2 separate regions of the Mus musculus genome follow, and region 1 is linked to region 2. The links are chromatin loops, found by intact Hi-C in ENCODE. Cell type or tissue: gastrocnemius. All regions are shown on one strand. Each heading gives the region's core, and the rest is flanking DNA. Links, peaks and the distances in the headings are about the cores only.

Region 1 (2,807 bases), core at 106-2,605, 110 kb after region 2:
AACTGATGACTGGACACCCCCCCCCCCCCAAAAAAAGGAATAGATGACCCAGTCTTCTCTGAGCTTCTAACATACAGTGTTGTCCTGACCATGGGCACAGTCCACTTGCTCATCTTTGTCCTTTTGGGCTTTGAGCATTACTCTTCTGATAATATCTACCTAGTCATGATGGAGAGTGATAACTATCTTCGTTTCGAATTTTGAGCCATTGTGTGCATGGTGGGTGGGGTGGGGTGGGGTGGGGTGGGGTGGGGTGGGAGGGGGTGGGGTGTCCCAACCCCAGCACTAAAGAGTGGTTGATTATCAGTGGTGCTGAGTTCCTTTGAACACTTTTCCCATTTAACGGGACCGACTGCTTAGGGAAGCAATCTAGGATTTGTCTTGGTGGGATAGCTCTAAACATCGTCCTTGCTCTTAGCAATGTGGCTCAGCCATCCTTTGCTGTGTAATGCCTCTTCCCATGCTAATCCTTTGCTGTCTTTGTGGACAACTGTGGAGGCTGCTCTCTTTGGGGCATGCGGGCTCACAGTTCTAGAAGCTCTGGGCACTGTCCTAGGCAGTGGCAGTAAGTTTTCTCGGAGTCACAAATATGTCAGGGTTCTGTTGTGTAGCTGTGTTCTTCTGAATTTTTGTTTGGTTGACTTTTAGAAACCCCCCTCTCCCCCTTACTCCCCCCCCCCATCTGATGTGGCTTTAGCCTGTTGCACTTCCCTTGGTCCCATCTTGTCTTTCTTTTCACAGCTGAGAAAACACCATCTACAAATCCCCACACCTGTAACCAATAGCTTTGTAGGCATCTTTTCTGCCTCCTGAAGATAGGATAGGTTTGGTAAAAATCAACCCCTTTTGTCTGTGTCATCTAAGAAGAGTAAGCAGACAACGTAGTTTATGATGGCTCTAAACTCGAACACAGGGCTGATTACGATGCATAGATCCTATCCTAGCTCTTGCTGTGGAGCTTGGTGGGTAGAGGGATGGCCCATCAGTTGCTGAGAAATGTCTCTCTTGGGCAGTGCTGAGGAAGAAGAAGGGATTCCTGTACTCTTCTCCCATAGGTACATCTGAGGATCCCTGCAGCCTGGGTTTGCTCATGGGAGTCAGTGTAAAGACTGCCTCAGTGGGGCGGGGCTGCTGACCTCACCACCAGGCGCCCTGGGCAGCTGCGCTGAGGGCTCATCATTTCGGATTGGTTCGACCCTGGCGGCCGGCTGGGAAGACGCTCTGGTGGTAGAGGTTGGGTTATTTGTAGTTTTCGGGGGGGTTGTTCCTTCAACTATCTTGGAATTTGGTTGAAAATACATAGTTCAGGAGTAAAAGGTCTGGTCGTCTACTTTGTTGTCATTATTAAGTGGTACCTTTGTGAGGAATGGCCTAAAATCAGGATCAAGTTAGGGAAGAGCTAAAGGAGATGGGACATGGAGTCCCCTGTTAGCCTCTTCTCTGCTCAGACCAGAGGTTAATGTCAGAGCGCCCTTGAGGTAGAGATGAGAGGTGCTTTTCTCTCAACAAGTATGGTGTGCAGCTTCTCCTAGGTTCTTGAGTGGATCAAGCACACCATCCTGGGCTGGCTTCTCTTCTGAGGTTTATTTTAGGATTCACCTTGTTGGTGAGCTGAGATTGTATTTCAGCTAGTGGGGGAGTGGTACCATTTTGGAGTGAGTGAATTTTGTAGGGAGCCTGTGTCTGCTGGGGTGGGGTGGGGGTAGATGGTTTGACTATATGGTTGTAAGTCCCCAGGCCTTCTTGGTTTATTTTCAGAGATTTTTTTTTTTTTTCCCAAAAGATGCCTGATCCGTCTGAGGTTCTGGTTCATGTTTGTAAACACCGGTTGCTACCCTCCCGTTCCAACTTTTATGTCCCTCAGTTTCAATGCCACGGTCTCCATTTTTGGAGCTGCCTGTCGGGCCCGGTGGCGGCTGGGTTGCCATTTTAGTTAAGCAGTGTCAGGTTGGGACGAAACTGATCGGAGGCACAGAAGCCCCTGGGATTAAGTTACTGTTCTAATTTATAGTCCCCGCCCCGCTGTGACCTAGGTCTGAGACGGTGTAGTCTCTGGCTTGTTCTTACCCACTGAAGGATATAGAGCACCAGGCCCTTGTTTCTGGTCAACCTCCTCTGAGTGAGCCACATGAATAGCTCTTTAGAGACTCAGTCTTTGAAAGGATTGTAACCTTTCCCAACCAGTGTTGATTGTTGTGATCATCTGTAACTTGCTCTCCAACCTCAAGGCTCGACAGTCCTTGACCTTCTAAGACGAGAGGTGCTGTTCTGTTGTCACATCTGTCCTTTTTCACATCACTGGGGTCAGGGAACTTATTTGTCCTTTATATATGTGGGAAGGGCATGTTTTCTACAACTCTTTCTTGGTAGCCGTGGCCTTTAAACCGTTATGATCACAATTTTCAAAGTGAACCCCTTTATTCCCAACCAGATTAAGTATATGCTTCACCTATTGGCCTTCCCTTCCTTGTTTTTGAAATATTTTATGTCTTATGCTATAGTCTACTGTTTAGAGTTAGTGTTATATATTTAATTGAGCTGGGAGTATTTTACAGAGTGGTGTAGACATTTTTTTGTTTTTTTGCCCCCAAGTTAAACATGTAGTGTCATATACCTGCCCAGGAGTGTTCTCCAAATGTGGAATGCCACTGTTAGTGACTGGGTCTTGAGTCTCAGGAGAGGCCTCCCTCCCCTTCCTGGAGACCCTGTTTCAGGGCCTGTCTCTGCCTGTGCAATTGTTATGTCAGAGTCCAGGCCTGTACTTGCTGCATGCTCTCACATGCAATGGTAGACTGTCTGCTCTGGGT
Region 2 (2,807 bases), core at 226-2,725:
GCCAGGGCTCAAGGTGTACAGATATGAGCTACACCTTGGCTTCTTTCTGGGAAAAGCTATGACATTCTGATAAAACCATATAAGGCCACATTGGTTTACATCTTCTTCTTGTCACCTTGCATAGAGTCATGGCACCTATGAAGAAGGATCTCCAGGAGATGGGCTGGGCCAGGTGGGTGTAATAGGGACCTTGTAATGCTGGCCAAGCTCCAGCTACACAGCATAACTGTCACTCCATATCTTCTTATTCTTACTGGCCAATGTACTACCAACTTTTCTTAATGCCAGAGAGATGCCACCACTGGGCAGTTTGATGGGTCGTGTAGTCTTGGGTCCTGTCCTCAGTCTGGCCATTCCCCAGAGAACACTCAGGGAAGAACTTGAGCCTCATCCCCACTGATCTCTGCCCATACCATCCAAGAACCTCTAAATAAACCCCCGATTACTCCACTCCTAAGAATAACCAGGTCGCATTGAAAGCTTACTCTGGGCCAGACACTTCAAACACATATGACTAATCATTACAAGGCCCTCCAAAGGCTGACAGCCATTGTTCTTTTTAACAGAGGCAGAGGTCATGCCTCAGATAGGTTGAAGAATAAGCTAATTCATCAGTCTCAGTCTAAAAAGAACTGGGATTCAAACACAGATTTGCTGGTCTCTAATTCTCCTAAATCACTTCACCTTCCTCACAATGAACTTTTTGCAAATATTTTCAAGGATATTCAATAATATGCTCTCTCCTCCAGGGAGAAAAGCTAGATGAAGGATGTGTCCTGCTTATCTAACCTGGGCTCATTCTGTGACCTTCCTGACCAGGACACGGATTTGCAGTCATCCCCCTGAAATGGAGAAAGAGTGTACTGTCACCTGAGCTGTCCTGCGAGAGATTATCCTCTGTGGGACTTAGGAGATCAAGCAAGTTTCTTAAGAGGGGAATTGAGACTGTGTAATCTCATTCTATACTAAAGTTTTCAAAGGCTGAGGAAACTTGATTCTAATATTAGTGTCTCACAGAGCTGCTGGCCAGAAGGGTGACAAATGGTCCCCATGGGATTACACCTGCATATCAGTCTCGAGTTAAAATATATATATATATATCCTCTCTGGAGAGGTTGACTAGCTGTGCACAGACTGAATAAGGAATGGTTGGCCTGACTGTGGCTGCAGGGCTCAGGAATCAGCTTGTTGCTGCTCCTGAGCTATTTAGCCACGAAGGGGATGATGTGAATTGACCTCTTTTTGTGGTGACATACAGCACAGCAGTGAGGAAGTTGTCGCACTGAGCTCTTCCTGCTGGATCCTAACTGGGATGTTGTTTGAGGTCCAATTGTAAGGCTTGGGAAGAGGTGGTCCAGCCAAGTGTGATGGGGAAGAGCTGGGCAAAGCATGCCATGATTCTCACAAGGACCTACTCAGGAAGGACCACCTGGTCAGAGCAACCCTGCCCCACAGCCAGCAGTCCAAGTCAGTGCTCCAGGCTGCCCTTCTGGCAGCTGCCCAGGGTCCTGAGCAGAAGTTGTGCTTTTCTCTTCTCTCCATGTATGCATTTTGGTATATGTCATAGGTGAAAGGTCTCAGGGTTAGAGTTCAAAGGGGACACTGGGGTAGTTTGTCATTTTGGGTAAGTGATTGGGTAAGTTAGGAAAGTTATTTATAGCATAGATAGACAACAGCATATTGGGGGCTCTGGTGAGAGTTTAGTTCCATAAGTCAGTGTGTGTGTGTGTGTGTGTGTGTGTGTGTGTGTGTGTGTGTGTGTGTTGGTTCCCTTCTGATTTTCTGAGAGGAAGGGAAGGTTTCATATAATCAAGCTGACTCTAATTGCTGGGCAAACCTATGGGAAGTCCTTGGAACTTCATGTAGTCTGAGAATTCAAGCGTCTAAGTGGAGACTCGGTGTCTTAGTCAGGGTTTCTGTTCTTGGACAAAACATCATGACCAAGAAGCAAGTTGGGGAGGAAAGGGTTTACTCAGCTAACACTTCCACATTGCTGTTCATCACCAGGGAAGTCAGGACTGGAACTCAAGCAGGTCAGGAAGCAGGAGCTGATGCAGAGGCCATGGAGGGATGTTCTTTACTGGCTCCCCCCCACCCGCTGGCTTGCTCAGCCTGCTCTCTTATAGAACCAAGACTACCAGCCCAGAGATGGCACCACCCATAAGGGGCCCTCCCTCCTTGATCACTAATTGACAAAATGCCTTACAGCTGGATATCGTGGAGGCATTTCCCCAACTGAAGCTCCTTTCTCTGTGATAACTCCAGCCTGTGTCAAGTTGACACAAAACTAGCCAGTACACTCAGCTTGTATCCCCCTTAGGAAAAGAAGGGTGTGGAAACTTTATTCTTCTATGAAGTATGTGGCCATTGAGCAGCTGAAATGTCTAGGGGCAAGAGATCCCCATTTATAGATGAGTCTCCTAACACAGAGCAGAGAATGTCACCATGGAGACCAGAGAGTCCATCATAGAGCAGAAGCAAGACTCATATGCTCTGGGTGGATGGGCCAGACTATTGCCTTCTCTACCTTTCACTGACTGTAACAACTCATGTGAGTTCACTTCAGCCAAGACTAAGACTACTTGTCTCCCTAAAAGCAGGGGCTCAATAATCAGATCAGGTTAAGATCTGACGTGGTGCCTGTGAATTAGGTTTTTGGAAGATTGGGCATTTTTGAGAGAGTTTTCTTAAAGACAGTAGATCCCACTTCTCATGGAGGTCTGAAGAAAGAGGTACTAGCCAGCAAACTCCAGATGTACTGGTTTCCTTTTATAATGGTGCCATTCTGAAACACAGCAAGAAAAACC

Evidence for each region. Peaks named below come from ENCODE experiments on the same cell type or tissue, not always from the same donor. Only the 100,000 strongest peaks of a DNase experiment are listed, where the experiment ranks them.
Region 1: a loop joins it to region 2, with 13 times the contacts of the local background. A loop is called at or near these places in 3 of 42 quality-filtered maps.

What each region holds. Positions count from the first base shown.
Region 1 is chr1:184,038,368-184,041,174 of GRCm38, forward strand. The region is part of intron 2 of Dusp10 (dual specificity phosphatase 10); the gene reads left to right. Among named protein-coding and RNA genes, the nearest start is that of Dusp10, 5.4 kb to the left of the region's middle. In gastrocnemius, for the core only: no CTCF peak of the experiment used is centred there; a DNase peak (open chromatin) is centred at 1,156; H3K4me3 peaks cover 2,500 bases; H3K27ac peaks cover 2,500 bases.
Region 2 is chr1:183,931,002-183,933,808 of GRCm38, forward strand. No RefSeq gene overlaps it. Among named protein-coding and RNA genes, the nearest start is that of Gm34130, 4.9 kb to the right of the region's middle. In gastrocnemius, for the core only: no CTCF peak of the experiment used is centred there; a DNase peak (open chromatin) is centred at 1,394; H3K27ac peaks cover 1,416 bases.